Linked DNA regions of Mus musculus: region 2 is linked to region 1. The links are chromatin loops, found by intact Hi-C in ENCODE. Cell type or tissue: heart. All regions are shown on one strand. Each heading gives the region's core, and the rest is flanking DNA. Links, peaks and the distances in the headings are about the cores only. Region 1 holds the start of Dnpep (aspartyl aminopeptidase). Region 2 holds the start of A630095N17Rik (RIKEN cDNA A630095N17 gene).

Region 1 (11,807 bases), core at 2,571-10,570:
GTAGAGTACTTTCTCCAAGGTTGCCAAATACAAACAGACTGGACATTGTGAATGTAATTCTTATCTGATAGTATATAGTTTATTGATGTTAGAGAAAGAGTCTTCTTTTTAGATAAAAGAAGAGAAATGTTGCAGGATATTTAATCACATTATGAACACCATGCTTGTGAACTGGAAAAAAAAAACAGTTTCTTGTTGTGGTGTGGCTCAGCTGTAGCACACACCTTTAATCCTAAAGCTTTCTGTAAACAGGATTGAATAAAGTCAACCATAAGTCATGAGGCAGAGCAAGCAACCAGTTGATGGGGAGTAAACATAAGAAAACCCAGGAGGTAGAAAGGAGGGACACTGAGTTGAAGGGTATCTAAGACAGCATGAAGGAGGAGAAAGGGCTTTTTCTCCATGGGACATAGGTAGAGTAAGGAGGTCAGCTCGGTGCTTTCTCTGTCTCTCTGAGCTGGCAGGTTTCACTCCAGCATCTGGCTTCTGAGTCTTCACTGGTAAAATTGAATGTTTTGAGATTTTGTTTTTTAAAGAACAAAGAGTGGTATCCACTCACAATCCCACTACCCAGGAAGCTGAGACAGAAGAAACAAGAGTTCATGTTCAGCCTGGTCTACATAATGGCTACCTGGCCAGCCTGAGTCACATTGTCATACACTGTCTCAATCACAGCAGTAAAATCAGGCTGGAAGTGTGGCTCAGTGGTAGAGTGCTCATCTAGCATCCACAGCAACCTGGGTCTAGTCCTCGGCTCCGAAAAAGAGAAATCTAGCAATGTCTTATGTCTACTGGTAAACCCTGTGTCTTAGGGTTTCATTGTTGTGAAGAGACACCATGACCACTGCAACTCATAAAGGGCAACATTTAATTGGGGCTGGCTTAGAGGCTCAGAGGTTCAGTCCATCATCACTATGGGAGGAAGCATGGCAGCATCCAGGCGGGATGGAGGAGCTTAAACTTCTACCTTTTGTTCCAAAGACAACTAGGAGAAGACTGGCTCCCATGTGGCTTGGAGGAGGGTCTCATTGCCAACCCCCACAGTGACACACTTCCTCCAACAAGGCCACACCTCCTTATAGTGCCACTCCCTGGACCAGGCATATTCAAACCACTGCATCCTGATTTTCTCCATTTCTAAAAACTTCCCAGATACTGATTGTGTTGGCCAACTTGATACCAGATAACGCAGATCCTACAGTACAGAGACAGTAGAAATAAGATCAAGTCTTATAATCCCATAGTTGGGGAGGCTGAGGCAAGAGGCTCACTGCGAGTTGGAGGCTAGCATGAATTAGATATGGCCCAAGAGCAGTGTGGGCTACTTGGTGATACCCTGTCTCAACACACACACACACACACACACACACACACACACACAGAGGGGAAAGAAAACGGGGGAGAGGATACCAAGTCACATTGCATTGCAGACAAGACAGACAAGCAGGGCATCTTTACTATAGCTTCAGACTGAGTCAGCCAACTTCATGTGAGCCAGAGCAATATGCTGAGCAGTGATTGAAAGGGAGATCAGGCTGCTGCTCGCTGAACAGAAGCAAGCAGCAAAGTTTCATTGATTTTCCTGGAATGGATTAAGGCTTAGTAATTGCCCATTGGTCATGGGAAAGATTTCAAAAGATCTTTTCCTTCTTGGGCACAAACATTCTGGTCTTGTGGCTTGCAGGCTAATGTGTAGTGACTTAACCCAGGAACCACCAAGTCACTCATTGTCACACAAATGTCCTGGCCCCTTCATTTAGTCTGAACGTCCTGATGAGGCTGAGGAAGTGCAGGTGCTTGAGCTGTTTGGAGAGGAAAAGGGCAGGGTATAAGATACTCAACACAGCCGTAATGGCGACAGGCCGCACTAATCCAGCACTATAGTCTTAGACAATTTAAAAGTGTGTGTGTGTGTGTGTGTGTGTATGTATGTGTGTATGTATGTGTGTGTGTATGTGTGTGTGTATGTGTGAGTGTGTGTGTGTGTATGTGTGTGTGTGAGTGTGCGTATGTGTGTGTGTATATGTGTGTGTATATGTGTGTGTGTGTATGTGTGTGTGTGTGTATGTATGTGTGTGTGTGTGATGGGTTTGTGTGTGTGTGTGTGTGAGTGTGGACTTGCTCATGCCAGGGCAAACATGAGGGCAGATGACAATTTTCAGAAGTCAGTTCTCTCCTTCCACCTTATAGGCTCCTACAGGGACAGGGACAATATGAAAGAAAGATGTGCCAAGACTTTTGACCCATTCAAAAATCTGAAGTACAAGTCCAAAGGATGAGTCCATGTTTTTAGCAAAAGTGACTTCAAGTTTCTGCAAAGCAACTACTATCACAGCCTGATGCCAGAGGTGACATAGCAAAGCTGGAGGGACAGTCCCTGTGCAGCTCAGTGCGCTCTAATCACTGAGCCATCTCTCCAGCCCCCAGTCTGGTATTTCATTGGCAGTATGTTTCATAGCAAGGATGGTGAGTGTGGGTGGAGTACTGACCTGCACCAGTTCATGAGAACTGACTGTGAGATTCCCAAGGATTCGGTGACCCTGTTGTTAACCGCAGCAATCCTCAAAGCATTATGGTACAATTAAGCAAATTATATTGCAGAGACAGTTAAAATTTAAAACCATCAGCTTTTCCACTATCGTACCACATTTTAAACTTTCTGCTGTACAGGTTACTTATGTCCAGTGCATCTGCCGGGCAGAAGCACACACAGTGGCTTGCTTTTCTGTACAACTCTTCCCAAATCCGTGTCTAGCTCTAGTGGCATCACGTTCATAGCTTGAAAACAGCCATATGGAATATTTACATTTCAGAACATCGAGTGTAAAGGCAAGTGTTACCCCAAGCCTTTTTCAATGCCTGACATCGCCAAGCGTTTCCGGTTTTGTTTACCTCATCAATTAAAACAGAACATCATTTTAAACTCACATTTCCTAGGTTGACATGAGACGGGCTTTCATATGTTCATGACTTGGAGTTTAATAGCATCTCTCGCTCTCATAAATACTACTTTTAAAATATGTCTGTACTTTCTGCTTAGTTAATACACAGGACCCCAAATACTTAGTTGGATTCAACGATGCAGAACCCACTCATATGGAGAACCATACCCTGTTTTAGCTATCAGTAGCTTAGAATGTAGCCCCTCCCCCACGTAACCAGACCTTAGAGAACAGATGAGAACATCCTTCCCATGGTCCACTTAGCACTCAGCTTCATACATAATGCGACTTACATAATTATTAATGAGTAATTAATTAACTGTACAAATGAGTAGGGATACAATGATATCTAAAGGATGATTAAGAAGCTACACAGATGTAGTCTGTCACCCACTGAACGGATCTTGAAACTGCCCCCTTTGAAGTGAGGGTGGCAGGACCTTTCCAGAATCTATCCCTGTTCATTTCCATCCCAAGTATAAAAGCAACAGATGCCCCCCACCCCCACCCCAGAGACCTGTGATCCCTGGAAAGACTATTTTTACACTCATGGTAGGTCGACTCTGTTTTGAACCTCAAAGCCACAAGAGTCCTGATCCATCGATGTATGGATGAGTTTTAAGATTGCTATTCAACATTCTTGACATGGAAACATAATATTGGAATTGCCCCCCTCAACTGCTTTAAGGAGTAGAAAGAGCCAGTAGGGGCGGCTCATGCCTGTATCTCCAACAATTGCAAGACTGAGGCAGGATTGCCATGGATTTGAGGCCAGCCTGGGCTACATAGTGAGCTCTGGAAAAGCCTGAACAAAACTGAAATCCTGTCTGAAAGAAAAAAAAAATCATGAGTATCAGAATCAAACCTCAGGGCCACCCAAACAGCTGTGTTGAAAAGGTCACTGACTTCTGTGTTCCTCTGAGACCTACTAAGTAGCATAACATTTAACCAAAGAGGATAGAAAAAAGCCTACGAAAGTCTCTTGCAGTTGTTCTAGGCTCTGCACACTAATTTATGGAGTCATAAGCCCAGCTGTGCCATCCATTTGTAACTAGAGACAGATTACTCTCATAATTCCGTTGTCTACAAAATGCTGACAGTAAAATTGTGAGAATTACATACGATAACGTTTATCATAACATAAACTCATGGAAGTCAGCGGCTGTGCTAACACCACCGGGGCGCTAGAGCGCGCTGCCGCCGCCGCGGTGGGCCGTCCTGCCTGAGGGTGCTCCAGGAGCGGAACGCCTCGCAGCGGCTTCGAGGCCGCTGACAAAGGAAAGGGCGGAGGGGGGGGGGTCAACGCCTGGAGGACTCGACTTGATGGAGGCGGGGCGAGAGAGGCATCAGGGGCGGGGCCTGCCAAGGAAGCCCGGACAGCGGAGACAAGGTCTGGAGAGTAGGCGTGACGGGGCGGAGCTAGTGGCGCAATGAGGGCGGGTCATGAGACGTGGCTCCTAACGGGGCAAAGCTAGTGGAACAGTGGGGCGGGGCGCGGTGTGACTGGAGCTGACTAGTCCACGTGGTTAGAACGCAGCCTGATTGGAGGAAGGCGGGTCGGTGAGGCGGGAGCGGAACCGGAACGCGTCCTGACAGGGGCGGAGCTCTCGGAGTAGTGAGGGCGGGACGCGGCCTGACTGGCACAGAGCAGTCAGCGTGTTTGGAACCAGGCCTGACGGGAGCTGAGCGAGTAGCGGGAGGGGGCGGAACCCGACCGAGGCCTGACAGGGGCGGAGCTCGCGGAGCAGCGGGGGCGGGGCGAGGCCTGGTAGAGGCGGAGTCCCGGTGCGGCCTGACGAGAGGCGGAGCCCACAGCTCGGCGAAGGCGAGGCCTGATCCGGGAGGGAGGAGCGGAGCGTCAGGGGCGGGCCGGAGTCCGGCTCCTGGAGCGGAGTGCGGTGGGGCTATGCAGGTGTGTTGCTGTTGCCGGTCCCGCCTCCACTTCGGCTCGGTGGCAGGCCGCGCGCCCTTTCGGAGCTAAGCTTAAGGCGGCGCTGACACGGGCGTACTCCGGTTTCAAAGTAAAACTGAAACCCTCCGAGGTGGCCTGACCTTCCCGGAGCCGGAAGGGCTGTCTAGTGACTGACGGGGCTAAGGGACAGGTGTAGTGGTGCTTTGATTCCGGACACGGTGGCGCGCCGGCTAGTGGCCTTTCCAGCTTTGAGGTCCTCTTGGAGGCGGGATTTCCTAGCTGGGCGGGGCGTGGATTATCTGATTAGGGGGCGGGCCTTTCCGATCCTGTACTCCAGGGACAAAACTGGGTGGAGGTCCTCTTGCCCTGGGACTGAACCTTTGAGCCGAGAGCGATCGAGCTAGGAATCCACATCTGTCGCCAGTGAAGTCCTCGGAAGCAGAGGTTGAGCCTTGGGGCTCTCATTTCTAGGGGGCTGAAAGAGGGATCCTAGACCCGGCAGCCACCTGAACTCTCCACTTCTCCCTGTAGATGGCTATGAACGGCAGGGCTCGGAAAGAGGCCATCCAGGCCACAGCCCGAGAGCTCCTGAAGTTCGTGAACCGGAGTCCCTCTCCTTTCCACGGTAGGTGACCAGGGTTAGGGAGGCTAGGAGTGGGAGTGACTTGACCAACTTCCATCGCTGAGAGAGCCCTTTTCCTACAGTCGTGGCTGAGTGCCGCAGCCGCCTCCTCCAGGCTGGCTTCCGTGAACTCAAGGAAACAGAGGGCTGGGATATCGTACCAGAAAACAAGGTACTAAGGGATAGCGTGGGGGCAGACACTATTGCAAAGGCCTGTGTCCCGGATCATAAAGCAACTCACGCCCCTGTCTTTCAACTCTCTCCCCCAGTACTTCTTAACCAGAAACTCCTCCTCCATCATTGCTTTTGCTGTGGGGGGCCAGTATGTTCCTGGCAATGGCTTCAGCCTCATTGGGGCCCACACGGACAGTCCCTGTCTCAGGGTAAGAAGTTAGGACTTGTTTGGACTGAAGGGAGGTGTGGGGGGGGGCGGTTGGGAAGAAGAGATCCTGGAGGTAGAGTTTGCAAGGCCCTATCCCAAGGTCCCGGGAAGAAGGTAGACCCGCCCCATGCTCTCATGTTCCCCACATACACTTTCAGCTGTCAACTGATGTGCTATCTGCTCTGTATAACTTACTGCCTGAGTCTCCCTTCCAGATGTTGTCTTTCAGACATTCCCTTTTTTCTCATTCTTACGCTCAGGTGAAACGCAAATCGCGCCGAAGCCAGGTGGGCTACCACCAGGTCGGTGTTGAGACCTACGGCGGTGGGATCTGGAGCACATGGTTCGACCGGGACCTGACCTTGGCTGGACGCGTCATTATCAAGGTGGTATCGAGGGGCTAGGAACTGGGGAGGCTCTCACTTCCGGCAGCCTGAAGCTTGAATGTCTTCCCATTTCTTAAGTGTACCAGTGAAGAGTCCTCGTGGGGAAGAGGGGACATGATTATTCTGGGTTTAGTAAGGGATTTTATCAGCTGGATTTGGGAGGTGCCCAGTTCTGACCTGGCCGGTTGGCCACAGTGCCCTACCTCAGGCCGGCTGGAGCAGAGGCTCGTCCATATAGAACGGCCCATCCTGCGCATCCCACATCTGGCCATCCATCTGCAGCGAAATATCAATGAGAACTTTGGGCCCAACACAGAGATCCACCTGTGAGTCCACATTCGAGCCAGGGTTGTGATGGCTGTGAGGGTGGGATATGGCACTGGGGAACAGAGGACCACCCCTTAGTGGTCAAGTTCCACGTTTGGAAACCAGTTCTATCCATTTGGGGAGTGCGCTGGGAATCAGTCGGAGGACTAGAAGTTCATGGCTGTCCCTCTCCCTTCTCTCAACCCATTTCCCCACAGAGTCCCTATTCTTGCCACAGCAGTTCAGGAAGAGCTGGAGAAAGGGACTCCTGAACCAGGGCCTCTCGGTGCCACTGTAAGAAGCTCCCCTGGCCCGGAGAGGGTGGGCAGAGGGGAGCAGACCAGTCCCCTAGAGGGGCAAAGGATGAGCAGGTCCACCTTCCAACATCCCCTGCCTTACAGGATGAGCGGCACCACTCGGTCCTCATGTCCCTGCTCTGTACCCATCTGGGCCTGAGTCCTGACAGCATCATGGAGATGGAGCTCTGCCTGGCAGACACCCAGCCTGCAGTAAGGAGTGGCTGTAGGCCCTCGTGGTGGGGTCCTCCAGGGTCCCTGTCAGCCATAGCATATCCCCGAAGCTCCTCAGTTAGTCTCATCCTTGTTCTTCCCAGTTGGTGGCACTTCCTCTGCTTTCAGTAGTTCCCAGATAAGCAGAGCATCTCCCCAGAAGACCGTCCTACTGAGACTGGGGGTGATGTGTGACATGGCCCCTGTCTGCTCTGAACCTCTGAGGGCAAGAGGCCTGGTGCCTTCCAAGTGCTAAGTAGGGAGCTGCTAGTCTTTGGCTCCTTGGTCCTATGTTTGTGTTAGCTGTTTTCTTCCTTTTAGTCGGCATTGTTTTGTTTTTATTAGACAGGGTTTCTCTGTGTAGCCCTGGCTATGCTGGAACTATGTAGACCAGGCTGGCCTCCAACTTAGAGGTCCGCCTGCCTCTGCCACCCAAGTGCTGGGATTAAAGGTGTGCCCCACCATCGCTGGCTGCTTTTCTTTTTTTTGGTGACTGACCACTTAGCCCTCCTTTGGCCTGCCCCTCTGAGACAAGTCAGATGCTGTAGGATGCCCTTTCCTGGCCTTCATTCTCTGCTGAACAGCAAGAATAGTTTCCTGAGCCAACAGTCAAGAGTTGCTCTGGCCCTTGGGAACAGGGAGAAGTGGTGAGGGCCCGGGCACTTAGGTGTTCCTCCTGTCTTTCTAGGTCCTGGGTGGAGCCTATGAAGAGTTCATCTTCGCTCCTCGACTGGACAATCTGCACAGCTGCTTCTGTGCCCTGCAGGTGAGAAGCCAGAGCAGCCCAGGCAGCACGAGAGCTGGGGAGACATGGCTGCTTAGCCAGGCCTTCACCCTGTTGGCACTGGGAAGGGCCCATGCACTGTAGCCTTGACATCACTATTACTGTGCTGCTCTGGGACCAGGAGCTGACAGTGTTCAGGGTGCCATGGTGTCTTTTACTTTTCCTTAATGACCTCTGTCTGAAAACAGGCCTTGCCACCATGAAAAACAATTCTCACTTTCTTCTGCTTCTCTCATTCTGCCTCTGACTTAAAGCTCCTCCTTGTCCCCTGCCAGCCTTCTTTGGGATCCTTGGGACCTCAGTAGGGCTGTCTGTACCTCTTGGTCACCTTCATGTTCTTCACTGTCTCTCTCCCCCAGTCAGGCTGTTTCTCAGCTTTCTACCCTTTGCCCCTCCTCTGCTTTCTAACCTGCCTTTCCCTGCCTGTCTGTGACTGGAGATAGGCTTTGGGTGGTAACTGTAGCTCCGGGGCCTGTGTCTGCTTCTGAGCCAGCCAGCTGGGTTGTTCATGGACATGTCTAGAGCTGTTAACAGAAGCCCATCAGTTTGACTGATCTTCATAATCATTGGCCTCCCAGGACTTATAGTTTCAGTCTGTCTTCAACATTATCCTCCTGCCTTCTGCATGGGAGTGTATGAGAGCAAATGCTCAGAGAATGGATTTACTTATCCCACTAGAAAGGTCCTACTCCACCTGCCAGGCAGGACCCTAAGAGAAAGGTTGCGAGAGCCCAGCCCACTTCCCTGGCAGGGCAGCATGTCCCTCCCAGGTCCTGGCAGACAAAGTTGTAAGAAGCAAAGGTCAGGGATAATGAGCCTGTCTCCTCCCCATCTAGGCATTGATTGATTCCTGTGCATCCCCTGCCTCTCTGGCCAGGGATCCACATGTGCGCATGGTCACACTCTACGACAATGAAGAGGTATGTGGAGGGCTGGGGCAGAGGTCCCTCAGTGGAGTAGTCAGTAACTGCCTGGTGGCCCACACTCAGAGCGAGCCAGGGCATTCTAGAGGCCCCAAAGAGGGAGGAAGGAGAGCTGCCAGTGCTCCCATAGCACTTGTTCCCTCCTGGCCCTGCATAGATTTTTATAATGGATTCCATAGCCTGTATTCTATGTGTACCTTGCTGCATTCCTACCCCAAGGATGGGGCCACTACACAGGTCATCCTTTCAGGTCTGTGGCTTGGCACATAGCGGGTTGTCAGCTATGTTGTTTAGCTGTAATCTTGAGATGCTATAGTGGAGCTTGACAGGTAGATGTTCTCTTTCATGTAACTCCCTGGGTCAGCTAGTGGTTTGGATAGGTCTCTGGTCTATTATGCTAGTTGGCTATTCCATCTCTGGCTATCATGTCTATACCCAGTCAGCAGTAAAGGAGAGGGCAGAGAGAATAGATGCCTTTGTCTTCAAGAGTGTGGTCTGGAAATGGAATTCATTATTGCTCACATTCACAGAACCCAGTGTGGCCACATTCAGTTACAAAGGAAACTGGGAATGCTGTCTCTAGCTGGGTAGTTAGTTATATAGCTTTAACACCTGCCTAGCCCTGGGTGTAAATGTGGGGGACCAGTGTGGAAACCTCCATCAGTAAATGCTATTTCTAGTCCATGAATGACTGGGAATTAGTCTGGCCCTAGTCTACTGTCATATGTTCAGAAAGGAGAGTCTCTAAGGATACTTCTCTCTACCAAGTGACTCAGGTGGATCCCGGGCCATCCTGAACACTTTTACAGTCCAGGCGCATGTCCAGATTCCCACAGTCAAATCTCTGCCATCTCCAGGTGGGGTCAGAGAGTGCACAAGGAGCACAGTCCCTGCTGACGGAGCTGATACTACGGCGCATCTCAGCCTCACCTCAGCGTCTGACTGCCTTCGAGGAAGCCATACCTAAGTCCTTCATGATCAGTGCAGACATGGCCCATGCTGTGCACCCAAACTACTCGTGAGTCTTCATACCAGACAGTACTTATGCTAGAGACGCGGCATAGCCCACTTGCAGGCTAGTTCCTGGGCCTGCCTTTCTCCATCTGCTGGGAGGTTCAGGAGTCTTCCATTTGATTATTCCAAGGCCAGACTTATGCAAAGCCATGTGTTGCCTAAGCCGGGTGTATATATTAAGTAAGCTTTGTCTGTGACCTTGCTTCCTTTCATGGCTAGAATCTGCCTGAATCGTTTGTTCTGATGCCCTTGAGGACACGCAGGGCTAGGTGGGAAAGAGTGCCATGATCCATTAGTGCCATCTGCCTTGGAAGGGGTAGTGGCTGTTGACAGCCCCCACCACAGTGTGCCATCCTGATCTTTATCACCTCTCACAGGGACAAGCATGAAGAAAACCACCGGCCTTTGTTCCATAAGGTAAGATGCTGCTTCTCAAAGATGTGGCGGCCTGGCCGACTCTGGCCTCTGTGGTTCACACAGGCCTCACATCATCTCTGTTCTGGGACTTTTGCCAGGGTCCTGTGATCAAGGTGAACAGCAAGCAGCGCTACGCCTCTAATGCAGTGTCTGAGTCCATGATTCGAGAGGTGGCTGGCCAAGTTGGGGTGCCCCTGCAGGTGAGTGTGCATCTTTTCTAGGAAGGCTTGGTGGAGGGAGCAGAATAAAGACATAAACTGATGAGCTCCCAGTAAGTGAGGAGCATAGGAGAGAGACTTTAGTGGAGGGAGTCCCAGTGAATGAGAAGATCTGGGGTTTGGGGTGCAGAGCTAGATGCAGTGCTGGCTTTGTTGTGGTGACTTTGGCCTAGTTTGCTAAGCTGTCTTGAGTTTTTGTGTGCCCATTGGTAAAGTGAGGGTGATAATGAGCCCTACCCTGCTGATCTCTGTAAGGATTACTCCTGCCACCTGGTAGGTTAGTCCTGCCCCTTTTCCTTCTATAACCCCATGTCTCTGTGTCTTTCTTTACTTTTACTTCAACCCAGAAGGAAGATTCAGGACTGGTGAGCCTAGAACCCCAAGTGTTCATTTTCCCTCTGGCCTGAGATCACCCATCACTGTCCTTAGGGCACTACATGAGTACACACACTCCACATCAGAGACTTGGCCCAGGCCAGTCCATCGATGGACAACACCCAAGTTCTGGGAGAGGCAGGACCAGACAAGGGCCGTCTCTGCATCAGTGTCTCCATCTTGTCCCATGTAATGTCTGATCATTCCACTCACAGAGAGGTCTCTGGGAGGAAGTGAGAGGCAGCTGCTGAGAAACAAATACCATGGGGAGGTCCAGAGGGCGAACATCTCAGCCAGAGGGAACAAACAGAAAGATCCCCAGGGGGAAAAGGAATGAGTTAGTCTAGTAGCAGAAGAGAAGGCCCAAGTTGAGAGCAAGAGGGACAGGAGAAGAGACTCACCTAGACCAGTTTGCTTCTGAAGCTCTTCTGGTGCTGGGCCGGGCCTCAACTTCTTTGCATGACCCCTTCAGTCCTGAACCTTCAACTGCCACTGAGGCTGCACCTTCACCAGTCACCTTCACCAGTGGCCTCTCAGTGCCTCTTAGTTCCAAGCCTCAGCTGCTCTCCACGACCCCTTCATGCCTTCACAACCAGTACCACCTGGGTGACTCTTACACATTATCAAGTCCGCCTGCAGCACAAAGTACAACCTTGGCCACCTCTGAAACATAGCTTCCCTGTGCTCTCAGAAAACACTTCCCAGAAGATTTCACCTCAGGGATGGTCTCTTCCTAATCACTACTAATTTCTTAGCTCCAGCTGACCAGCATCAGTTGTCCTTGTAATGTAAAAGTTTCACTATCAGTCCCAGCAAACCAGAACCACAGAATCTTAAAATAGCAGATGGCCCTGATAGAGTCTACTCTTCCCTCTGAAGTTTCATAAGCCAGGCCTCCATCTTCTGCACTCTCTCAACATTCTTATCTTCCAAGCTCCTACAGAACTTCCCACTGAGGTCTTAACACTCACTGGCTCTTCTAGCCCAAAGTTCCAAAGTCCTTCCACAATTATCCCC
Region 2 (11,807 bases), core at 1,976-9,975, 80 kb after region 1:
AAGAGTAAAGTGCAGGCTCTCAGGCTATAGCTCGGAGAGTTTGCCTAGCATGTCTAAGGCTCTGGGTTCAGTGCCCAGTATCACACACACAGAGTGAAGAGCCTTGCAACCAAGGCATCCCACTAACGATGTAGTCTGAGACCCTTCTCCCACTTACCCGACCCCAGAAGGTGAGAGGAGGTGCCACTCACCATTGATTGACACTGACTTCAGTTGTCCATCCTCTTCCACTTCTACCCGCTCCTGCCCGTTCTCCATGATTCTGTGGAAGACGGCACAGTTCAGTCAGTGAGCAGACCTCTGAAGGATCCAGTGGTCAGGGCAGGTCAAGACAGCACTTGCTTCTGTGCCTCCTCCCCAGCCCCTCCACCTGAACGGCCCCAGAAGGAGAGCTCACCTGCGTGTGGTGATGCGGCGGCCTTGGACAAAGGTGGTGGACGTAGAAACGGAGCGGAAAGCACCAGCCCCCGGGCTGAAGGAGAAAGATGAGGAGGAGAAATCTGGCATTGGGACAGACGAGGCAGAGAGGCGGTGATGAGAGAGAGAGGGTTAGCTACTTACCAACGTCACCAAAAGTCAGGAATCTTGGGGGCCTCGCTCAAACCTGCCCAGGCTAGCCAAAACAAAACCAATTCCCAGGATTCCAAGACTCGGGATTTGCAGAGATGGACAGGGACAGTGCTTACCGGAGTTGGCAGGAAAGGAAGAAGAGAAAGTGAAGAAAGGGCCCGTGAGTCGGGGACCCTGGTTCTGAAGCTCCGAGAAGACACCCAAGTCATCTGCAAGAAGGTAAGTCCTTGGTGAAGAGCTTTCCTCCAAAATGTGTGTGGCTGTAGCCTTAAGGCCTAGAAAGCAAGCTGCTAAACAACCCGATACACTTCTGATGGCTCCTGTTTGGGGTTGTGTAAACTTACAAAATGTTTTAAGATTATTGTTGTTTTTTTTAATATATTTATTTATTCTGTATATATGAGTACACTGTCCCTGTCTTCAGACACACCAGAAGAGGGCATCAGATCCCATCACAGATGGTTGTGAGCCACCATGTGGTTGCTGGGAATTGAACTCAAAATCTCTTAACCGCTGAGCCATCTCTCCAGCCCCACTTACACATTTTTTAAACTGTTTTTTTTTTTTTTTTTTTTTTTGGAAAAAGCGTCTCAGTATCAGTAGCTCAGGCTAGCCTCAAACTTAATAGATAAAGATGACCCTGAAGCCCTGATCTTGGGCCTCCATCTCCCAAGTTTAAAGTTCTTTTGGGGTTTTGAGACAGGTTCTCACTGCATAGGTCTGGCTGGCCTGAAAATTGCTAGGTAGAGCAGGCTAGCCCTGAACTCAAGAGTGCCTCTGCCTCCTGAGCGCAGGGATTAAAAGTGTGCACCACCGTGGCCAGTGCTCAGTGGTGAGTTCTTTACAGGCATGTGCAAACCATGCTTGTCGAAGGAGTCTTTTAATCAACAGATTTGCCTTCACGTTTTGATTTGTGGTGCCGGGGACTGAAATCAGTGCCCTGCACATGCTGGACAAGCCCCTACCACAGAGCGCCTTCCTAGCCACCCAGCTGTGCCAATTACTTGTGCGCATCTAAGCTAACTAACATGCTTCCGTCTTCTCATCTGGAAATGGGGATTAAAATGGCTCAGCTCTCAGGATTTACAAGAGGCTTTAGGAGATGTAGAACTCTTGGCATATGTTAGTCATCAAACCACAACAAAAAAAGGTGTCTGTTGTTATGTGTAATGGCGCTGCAGCAGTCACATGATGCTTTTGAGTCTTGCTCCACTGGTGGCTGTTGTGGAGGCTTAACAATGTGTTCTTGTTGTCATTTAATAAGGCCAGTCTGTGAAGTGTCACTGGTGTGTCACGTGAGTCCTGCCATGTGTCAGGTTCTGTCCTAGCTTTCCCTGGACTCACGCCTACAACCTCAAATCTCCCGGCTGTGAAATTCCAATTCCGTCTCCGGCTCTAGCCTGAGAGATTCCCCACAGAGGACAGACAGCAGGCTGGAAGAGGGAGTGGAGCAACCCTGCGTCTACGTACCAAAGAGCTCTGAAAAAGGGTCTCCGCTCCCGAAGAACTCCCGGAAGACTTCCTCGGGGCTACGGAAGGTGAATGTGAAGCCAGGCCCCGCACCACCAGTTTCCGATCGAGAAGGACCACTTCCTGGAGGAGAGTCAGGATGAGGAGGGGACGACTTAGTGTGTACATACAGCCCTGAGCCAGGGCATCCCACCTAAGGCATGGCCAGGAACCTTAGAAAGAGCATGCTTTGCCAGAATTTGCCTGCCCCTCCCTCCCTGACCCACTTCCATCCTGGAACCCCACCACTCCACCTACCTGCCCCGGTCAGCCCTTCCCGGCCATAGCGGTCATAGATCTCCCGTTTGTGCTCTAGAAGAAGAGACCTGGTCATTCCTCCCTTTAGGAAAGTTATCGCCCCTCTTGGGCTAGGACGAGTGTCAGAAAATGAAACTTGGGAGACGGCAGGGTATCCAGGGGGGCATGGTTTCAGCAGCTGGCTCATCTCTATGACAGACATGCTCATAGCACCCACTCTGAGCCACTGAGAGAATTTAAAGGAGATAACTCACCAACCTGCCTAGCACGGTGTCTGCCTAACACATAAGGCAATAAACATAAGCTAGGGGCTGAGGGAGAGCTTAGTAGCAGAGACCCTGTCTAACAGGAACAAGACCCTGGGCTCAACACTCAGCTCCACAGAAACAAGTAAATAAATGTCAGCTAATTATACCATATTCTTATTAATAGGCTTATCCTAACCAAGCCACTTCCACAGAGACTAGCTAGGACCACAACAAGAGCATGCGCCACCCTTCCCTGGTACAGCAGTTCTCCTTTGGAATCCTCTTCTCGGTGTGTAACCTGCCTCTGCACATACCTGACTCCTGTCGGTCTTCCCTAACCAGAATACGATAGACCACGGGACGAGGACGGGGCCTGCTTGCCCTCCACTGTCTCCCTAGTACCCGGAAATACCTGGCACAGTAATTTTAGGAGATATTTTCTGGGATCATTTGTGGGGTTTGGTTTTGGTGTTTTGAGACAGGGTCTCATCCTGTATCCAGGCTGTCTTCAACCTCTCTGCAATCACCTTACCTCAGCCTCCTCAGTGCTGAGGTGACAAGTGTGAACCACCACCCACATCATCTCAGAAATACATTTTAAAAGATACTGTTAGCCGGGCGTGGTGGCGCACGCCTTTAATCCCAGCACTTGGGAGACAGAGGCAGGCAGATTTCTGAGTTCGAGGCCAACCTGGTCTACAAAGTGAGCTCCAGGATAGCCAGGACTATACGGAGAAACCCTGTCTCAAAAAAAAAAAAAAAAGATACTATTCATGTAGCCCAGGATGGTCATGAGTTTGATATGTGGCCAAGGAAGACCTTGAACTTTCGATCCTCCTGCCTCCATCTTGTGTCGCTAGGATTACAGGCATGCGCCACCACGCCAAGTTTATGCGGGGCTAGGGATCATACATAGGGCCTTGTGTATGTTACCAAAGCACTCTACTGACAAAGTTACAGCCTCAACTAGTGGTTGTTGTTTTGAAGTTTGTTTACTTATTGAAACAGGACCTTTGACCTTAAAATCCTCCTGCATTACCTTACCTCCTGAGTGCTGGAATTATAGCCATGTCTAGTCAGACTGTTTTCTAAATGAATGAATAAATGAATGAGTGAATGACCTGGGTCTGGAATCATGGCTTGACAGTAGAAAACTTGCTTTAGCATGTGCAATGCCCTAGGCATACTCAAGCACAGAGGAAAAAAAAAAATCACCCATCAGACCTGGATTCATATTCTGGCTCAAGAAATGGGCAAATTATTTCATCTCTCTCAGCCTCAGTTTACTAGCCTACAAAATGGGGGTGATAAGCTGGCCTGGCAGGAAAGCTATGACCTTCCCCGATCAGGACCCAAATTGCTCTTCAGACCCTGCTAGACAGACATAACATGGAGGCGATTAAACACTATCTAAAATAAAATCATGGAGGAGACGGGATGGAGGCGTGGCTTTAGGAAGGAGTACCAAGAATGAATGGAAGCAGGGGGACATGCCGGTCCCTGCAGGACCCCAAGCCTTACTGTCAGATAGTACTTCATAGGCCTCTGCCACCTCCTTAAATTTTTTTTCAGCAAATTCTTTATTATCCGGGTTCTTGTCTGGGTGCCACTGCAGAGCCTTCTTTCGGTACCTGCAGGAAGTGAGTGCAGAGGGAGGGTCAGGAGACTGATGTAGGCTTTGCCCACCGACTACCCTTTTTGCTTAGTCCAACACCCTTTCACTGCCCCGATCCCAGAATACCTCACGACTGCAGCCTGTATTCAGGGGTTTCTCTCCCTGTGGTGTGCCAGGGATATGAGTAAAAAGGAAAGTCCCTGCCATAAGCCCTTTCTTGGGGTTCTTTTGATAGAGCTATCTATAGCCACAGGGAGAGTGGAGACACTGTCCTGTCTCATAGCCTGGGCATTTTAGCACTGCAACCTGGGCAAGCCCACATGTAGGAGCTGGAGGAGAGGGGAGCTGGGTGTATAGAGGACGCTAAAGAAGGTCAGCTCTTCTTCCCTGGCTGGACTTGGTCTTCGTACTTTCCCAAGGGTCTCCTTCCTCCCTTCAGCCAGACCTCTAAAGGGCCCCTGGCACTCAGGGGGGCGGGGAACAAGGGTCAGAGCCTTTCTGTAACACAGCCGAGGCACTTACGCCTTCTTGATGTCATCAGGGGACGCACTCCGCGGTACGTCTAGAATCTCGTAGTAGGATGCCATGGCAACTCAGCGTCAGACGTCCCTCCTCCAGGCTGCGGGAGAGAAGGGGTCAGGCCGACAGAGGCACCGCAGCTCCGTGCGGCCGCAACCCCGGGCAGGCAGGCGACACTTCGAGGTGGAATCGGGCCGGGGAGCCACGCCTGCGGCCAGTGACTAGGCTCCTTCGCAGCCTTTATCTGGTCCCGCAGGCCGGTGCCCAGGGCTATCTCACGGCAGGAGTGGGGAGCCCTACCCGAACCCCCTAAGTCTAGTAACCCGATCTGAACCCCCAACCTGACCCAGCTGGGACCGCACCTCCTCTGCCGGGAGTCCCGCCCCTGCCCCCCGCAGGGGAACCGCCTAGCACCCGCTGCCCGGCTCGCGGCCACTGCGTACGACACGCCAGGCTGGGTTGTGTGCGCAAGCATGCGTCAGCGCCCTGGAAACTACTAGAGACTCAGAGGGCCGGCTCGGCCGGTCACACGAGGGGGCGGGGGCGGGGGGGGCGGGGGCGCTGCAGGGGCTGCTGGGAGATGAGGGCGGAGCCGTTTATTTTAGTTTTTCACCCAGGCGACGTCATTCCCAGGTGGGACTTAGGAGGCTGAAGTCGGCTATATCTTTCCAGCTATGACGCAGTCTCTCAAACACAGGCAGAGGGGCGGTCCGCAAGCTAGGTGCGGGTCCCCTGTCCTGTCGCTGGCCTCTAAAAGTGCTTCACGATCCCTGAGTACTTCCCCCAGGCCATCACCTCCAAGACTCACCGAGTCTCCTCTGGGCCTAACCCTTCTTCATAGCTTAGCTCCAGTGCTAAGTCTTCAAAAGAGGCTGCCCTGGCTCCCCTGAGTAGGTCAGACCTGCTTTTTATAGAGTCTCGTGGCATTTTCTTCTCCACACTGTCAGAGCCACAAATTAACATTTATTTGATGATCATCTATCTCCCCCAGTAGAATGTAAATTATACAAGGTAAGAATTGTGTCCTCCTTCGTTCGTCATCCCCTTAGTCTTTAGTCAGAATTGAAACGTATCAGTTGGACAGCCGAATAACACTTGGAAGACTTTTAACATTTTTGACCTAGAAAGGGTGAGGTAGAAGAGCCTAGTATGAGGAAATTAGTAGACTCAACGTTTCTCTTCCACAGCTGATCGTAAGTAGATCTATTTAGCCTCAGAATGATTTCTGGATTCAGATCTCAGGAAAAGGGAACCTTCCAGAAGTGGGTCTTGTTTTATTCCATCTGGCCAATTCCTAGACATTAGTGTACTGTTTTCTTAGTAGATGCTGCCAGAAGGTACTAAGAATGTAAAGCTATGGGGATAGCTTAGGGGTAGAGTGCTTGCCCAGCAGCCGCCAGACCTTACTTAGCCTCAATTCCCAGCACTGGGGGAGGGATAAAAAATGGCATGGGATGTCACACACACACACACACACACACACACACACACACACACACAGCCTATCAGCAGAACCCACTGGGAAACTCAGAACTCTGAGAGCAGGGAGACCTGGCCTTGCAACCGGATGCTGCTGTGTGACTTGGGAACATCCAAGGCCTGTTTTCCCCCTTAAGTATAGGTAACACCTAGAGTTGTTAGAAGTCAAATGAAGCATGGTTTATGGAAGCTGTTATTAGCATAATGCTTTCTGGTGTCACACATGACCCAAGCAGGAATGGTTGTATGAGTCCAGTCAGTGTTTCAGGACAGGTGACCTGGGGACATCTCATCAAAGCAACAGCTTGAGCACCAACCAAGGGAAGGCTGCCGTCATTTTGTCCCCTTTTCCTGTCTCCCCACCTTCTGAACTCCTGCCTACATCTAGAGACTTCCTACCTACACTTGGGGAATTTTGGTTGTTTCAGCCTTAATAAGAGATGAAGTATCTACCACAGAACTTTGAGGCTCTTGCTTCCCTGATCTAAGGGTGCAGGCACAAGATGAGTTCTGCCAATGAGAAGTCACGACTAAGTGGGACTTCAAATCTGAATAGAGAAAGAGAGATGAAGGTGAAGGTGGCTAAGAATTTGCTTCTGTGTAGTGCAGGTTGCTGTGGGTCCTTCAGCGGCCTCTTGTGCCTGGAGGAGGAAGTGTCTGTCCCCGTGCTGAGGACAGATGATCACTGTCGGGAGGGAGGGGACAGAGCTGCCAGACCTCCTTTGTCACTGCTGTTTGAGGTTTGGCTGCCAGCCCTGCATTGACTGAATCGATGCGAGTTCCATACGTTGCTAATTTGAGGGTGATTTAGTGGCGGGAAATGGTTGATTTAGTTTAGTTTTGCTTTGCTTTGCTTTATTTTGTTTTGTTTTGTTGGTGGTTTAATTTTCTTGGTTAGCTTCTGCTGATTGCAATCGAATTCTGACTGACCCAAGGACCAAGAAGTACTTATATTTGGTTTAAACAAATCAAGAGTAAGTAAATTACTCCAAAATCTTCCAAGTTTTTGCTATTTTTCTCTTTCTCTCATCTCAACACACAGCAGGCTAGCACCTACCAGGAATGTGATATTAAGAAAAGCCAGGCTGGAGAGATGGCTCAGTGGTTAAGAGCACTGACTGTTCTTCCAGAGGTTCTGAGTTCAATTCCCCCACAGGGTGGCTCGCAACCATCTGTAATGGGATCCAATGCCCTCCCTGGTGTGTCTGGAGACAGCTACAGTGTACTCAGAAACATTAAAAAAAAAAAAAAGGATAGAATAGAAAAGCCAGGACTGGTGAGATGGCTCCTCTGATCGCCACTTGGATGCTATGTATGACTCAGGTGTGTGCATACAATAAACATTGCACCTGCACTATAGTCTAAATCCGAGGTGTAGTCTCAACCTTTGGAAGGCTGAGGAGGGAGAGCTACTTCAGGTTCAAGGCCAGTCTAAATAGTGTCAGCTCAGCCCGGACTGCAGAGTGAGGACCTGTCTACACAAAGAAACAAAGAATGCAGGAGGCTGAGACCAAAGGGTCAAAATTAGAGGGCAGCCTGAGCTATGTAACCAATACTTAGAACTTGACAGGATATAAATGAATGCATGGAACATACCTAGCAGAAGCAGATAAAGGCTTACTTTTCTTCATTCACAAAGGAAGTCAAAAGAATTTGCAAAACAAACTTCTTTTTAAAAATTTTAATACTGCCAGGTGAATGTACTTCCAGGACTCAGTATAATTTTTATAAACCCATTCTTGGGGGAGGGGAGGCATGGTCCGAGAATGGAGTCATGTGAGGAGATTTCTTAGTGCTTGTGACCTCAGTGTCCTCAAAACATGAGATTATTCTTGGACTATGCTATTGTTCCCCTCTCGGGTGTAGCAAGGAGGAGTGAGGTTACTTCAGATTTTTACTTCAGATTATTTGTTACAATTGCCCATTACCCGTTTATGTGCTTCTGTGGAAAAACACGTTTTCTGTCAAGTGTGAATTGTCTACTCCCTGTGTCCTGCCTTGTGATTGTACACTTTACCCATGAGACTTCTCTTAGCCCTCAGAGTATAAATTGATGCTCTGGATAAAGAGTTGGCTGTTGCGTGAGACTTTACTCTGCCTTATTTATCGACTCATTCTCCCAGGTCCCACCACCTCTAGCGTGGTAGTGGGGAATGTTGAGACAAGGCTTCATCTAGCCAGCCTGGCCTACAAAGCAAGAACTACGCAGTCACTGACTCAGGGCTACACAGAGAAACCCTGTCTTGAAAACAAACAAACAACAAAAAAACCACAAATGAATAAACAGTGGAAATTATGTTAAAAAATAAAGAGGGACTGGAGAGATATGTGGTTCAGAGCCTGCAGAGCTTTTACAGTGGATATGTTTGGATCCCAGTATCCACACTAGGTAGCACCCAAATACAGCCTTCTGCAAACCCAGCCTCAGGAGATCTGATGCCCTCTTCTGACCTCCGTGGGCACCGGTATGCATAGATACACACAGAGACACATACAAACACACATTGCTTTTAAAGTAAATCTTGTTTTATTTTGTTTGGTTTTTGCATCACGTTTCTCCGTATAGCCCCGTCTATCCTGGAACTAACTCTGTAGAATTTAGCGATCCACCTGCCTCTTGAGTGTTAGATTTAGTCACATACCACCGTGCCAGGCTTTTAAAAAATAAGTCTTTGGGCTGGAGAGATGGCTCAGTGGTTAAGAGCACTGACTGCTCTTCCAAAGGTCCTGAGTTCAGTTCCCAGCAACCACATGGTGGCTCACACCCATCCGTAGTGAGATCTGGCGCCCTCTTCTGGAGTGTCTGAAGACAGCTACAGTGTACTTATAATAAATAAATAAATCTTTTTTAAAAAGTCTTTATTAAAACAAACAAACAAAAACAAAAACAAAAAAACTCAGGTGCAGTGGAACATACCTGTAATGCCAGCACCTAGGAGGATCATGAGTTGAAGGCCAAGTTGGATTACATAACAAGACCCTGTCCCAGAAGAAAGGAAAAAATGATAAACACAGAGTAATGTTAGGTTTGGTAGCCACCAACAGGAGAAGCGGATACAGATTTATTACTGCATCTCACGAAAAGCTGTTGGTACCTTTTGAATCCTGGAGCCTGCAAACATAAATATTCAAATATACAGAAGAACTTATCCTGGTTGGGAAGTTAGGGCAATGCCGAGAAACCCCATGCGTAAAGCCATAAAACCAGACTTGGACTACAGCACAAGGCAGCTCACTCCAAGCACTAACGAGTCACAGGGACAGATAGGAGATAGGACCCAGGGAAAGCCAGTGAAAGGAATGTGTCAAGGTTCTAGATGGTTCTGGAGTCTGTGACCTAAGCTGGAAGGTGTGGCAACAGCAACCCCAAGAGGAGAGAGGCGGGGTTTCAGAAGGAGATGGCCGAGAACCCCACCTTTGGAGACAAAGACAGATTCCTGACACAGCAGAGGCGAGGTCCAAGGCTGGGGACCTGGCTCAGGAGTCTACCTGCAGGAGGTAATTGCTCCCTAGTCTTAGAAGTGTGAAGGATGAAAGCACTTCCTAGGGTTGAGGGAGTCCCCAGGAGCCAGGCTGGGTGGTGCTCACAGCTGCCCCAAGGGAGCTAAGCTGGGTGGTTCCCTTCCCACACTTAAACCCCATCCAACCCAGGCCTGTCAGTGCACGCCAGTGGGAGCTTGGGGATGTGTGTACTAGCTATGCCACATAACTGGAGGAGGACATAGCCACAGAGACAACCAGGGTGGGCTGGTTGTCTCTGTACACCAGACAGAGAAGAGCACCGTGCCTATCTATCTGGAAACACAGCCCAATTGGCAGGTCACTTACTTTCTTCTTAGTCCTCCTGATGGCCTGTCCCAGGTTCTTGCCACACCTCCTGTAAGATATTGTGAGATTCTTCCCAGGGTCAGTGGCAGCCCAAAGATTGTCCCCAAGGGAGTCTCTATCCTGGCTGAGGCCCTGTCTCATCTGCTGCCTTGATGTCCTCTATCCCAGAGTCAGGACAGAGAATTTGTCAGGCGTCACCCCCTCCCTGCCCTCAAGGCGCCTGAGTCACTGTCTAGGCATTGGGCACCTGGCAGGCCAGAAGAGGCAGAGTCTGGCTCCACCATGGACAAGAGGAGCAGTGATCAGAAGAAGCCAGAGCACCCGTTTCTGCTCAGACTTGCCTGGGTTTGGATCCTGCTCCCTCCATTTACTAGCGAGGTAACCTTGGGCAAGACACAGAGCTGCACAAAGCCTCATTTCCACAATTATAAAATAGGCGTACATGTAACACTTCCTTAACAAGTGCTGACTGACTAATATAGCAGGCAACATTTGGGGTGCCAATAATAGAGTGGTGAGCAGCAGAACTTGTCCCCATGGGACTTACAGGAGGTATAATGGCTACATGCATTTTAGGTTTAAACAAGATAATATAAGGTATCCTGGGGATGCTTCAGCTTGTCCAGAGTGCTGGTTGGTTTTCAGTGTCAACTTGACGAAACCTGGAGTCACCTGGTGTGCTGCCTGAGCCCACGTCAACTTACCAGAATCTAGAGTCACCAGAGAGGAGGGAGCCTCAGATGGACAAAAGTCTCCATAAAACCAGGTTGCGGGCAAGCCTGTAGAGCGCTTTTCTTAGTGACTCATGAGGGAGAGGCCAGCCCACTGTGGGTGGGGCCACCCCCTGGGCTGGTCGTGCAGGGTTCTGTAAGAAAGCAGGGTGAGCAAGCCATGGGGAGCAAGCCAGTCAACTACTCCTCCATGGCCTCTGCATCAGCTCCTGCCTCCAGGTTCATGTTGGGATTCCTGTCTCAGTCTCCTTCAATGATGGACCAGATTGGAGGTGTAAGCCAGATCAACCCTTTCCTCTCTGGCTCTGTGGTCATGGTGCTTCACCATAGCGATAGAAACTCTTAAGATACCTTGGAAGAAGGAACTTCAATTGAGGAACTTCCCAGATCACATTTATCTGTAGCCACATCTGTGAGAGATTGTCATGATTGATAATTGATGGAGAAGTGTCCATCCCTCTGTGGGTGACATCATCTCAAGACAGGTAGGCCTGGACTGGACAAAAAACAACAAAACAGGGCTGGGCAGTGGTGGCACACGCCTTTAATCCCAGCACTTGGGAGGCAGAGGCAGGTGGATTTCTGAGTTTGAGGCCAGCCTGGTCTACAGAGTGAGTTCCAGGACAGCCAGGGCTATACAGAGAAACCCTGTCTCAAAAAATCAAATCAAATCAAATCAAATCAATCAATCAATCAATAAATAAATGGCTGGAGAGATGGCTCAGTGGTTAAGAGCACTGACTGCAACTGCGCTTCCAGAGGTCCTGAGTTCAATTCCCAGCAACCACATGGTGGCTCACAACCATTTGTAATGTGATTCAGTTCCCTCTTCTGGTGTGTCTGAAGACAGCTACATTGTACTCATAAATATAATAAAATAAATCTTAAAAAAAAAAAAAGTTTAGCTGAGCACACGCCAGAGAGCAAAGCAGTAAACAGTGTCCTTTAAGGTTCCTGCTCCAGGGCCCCGTCCCAAGTTCTCTCAGCGATGCACTGTGATCTAAGGGTGTAAAATAAAGAAAAGCCTGGCACTGGTTGCAGAAGCCGGGA

Evidence for each region. A loop is a pair of places that touch in the nucleus more often than their neighbours do. Peaks named below come from ENCODE experiments on the same cell type or tissue, not always from the same donor. Only the 100,000 strongest peaks of a DNase experiment are listed, where the experiment ranks them.
Region 2: it touches region 1 in a loop (2.2-fold over the local background); 4 of 42 quality-filtered maps call a loop at or near these places.

Annotation. Positions count from the first base shown.
Region 1 is chr1:75,310,382-75,322,188 of GRCm38, reverse strand. It overlaps Dnpep (aspartyl aminopeptidase), which reads left to right and starts at 5,172. Exons shown (of 15, transcript NM_016878.4): 1 at 5,172-5,298; 2 at 5,386-5,479; 3 at 5,560-5,648; 4 at 5,746-5,859; 5 at 6,119-6,244; 6 at 6,440-6,570; 7 at 6,769-6,844; 8 at 6,952-7,059; 9 at 7,748-7,825; 10 at 8,680-8,763; 11 at 9,624-9,784; 12 at 10,158-10,197; 13 at 10,296-10,397. The coding sequence starts at 5,386. In heart, for the core only: CTCF peaks have their summits at 4,099 and 5,059; DNase peaks (open chromatin) are centred at 4,428, 5,128, 6,538, 6,998 and 2 weaker places; H3K4me3 peaks cover 2,529 bases; H3K27ac peaks cover 2,872 bases.
Region 2 is chr1:75,229,864-75,241,670 of GRCm38, reverse strand. A630095N17Rik (RIKEN cDNA A630095N17 gene) reads left to right here and starts at 9,578. Exons shown (of 3, transcript NM_001243090.1): 1 at 9,578-9,696. The coding sequence starts at 9,597. It overlaps Dnajb2 (DnaJ heat shock protein family (Hsp40) member B2), which reads right to left and starts at 5,248. Exons shown (of 9, transcript NM_001159883.1): 1 at 5,082-5,248; 2 at 4,723-4,819; 3 at 4,107-4,216; 4 at 2,338-2,391; 5 at 2,041-2,163; 6 at 687-779; 7 at 398-500; 8 at 192-262. The coding sequence starts at 4,787. In heart, for the core only: CTCF peaks have their summits at 6,841 and 8,989 (motif pointing left); DNase peaks (open chromatin) are centred at 5,170 and 6,860; H3K4me3 peaks cover 1,944 bases; H3K27ac peaks cover 2,515 bases.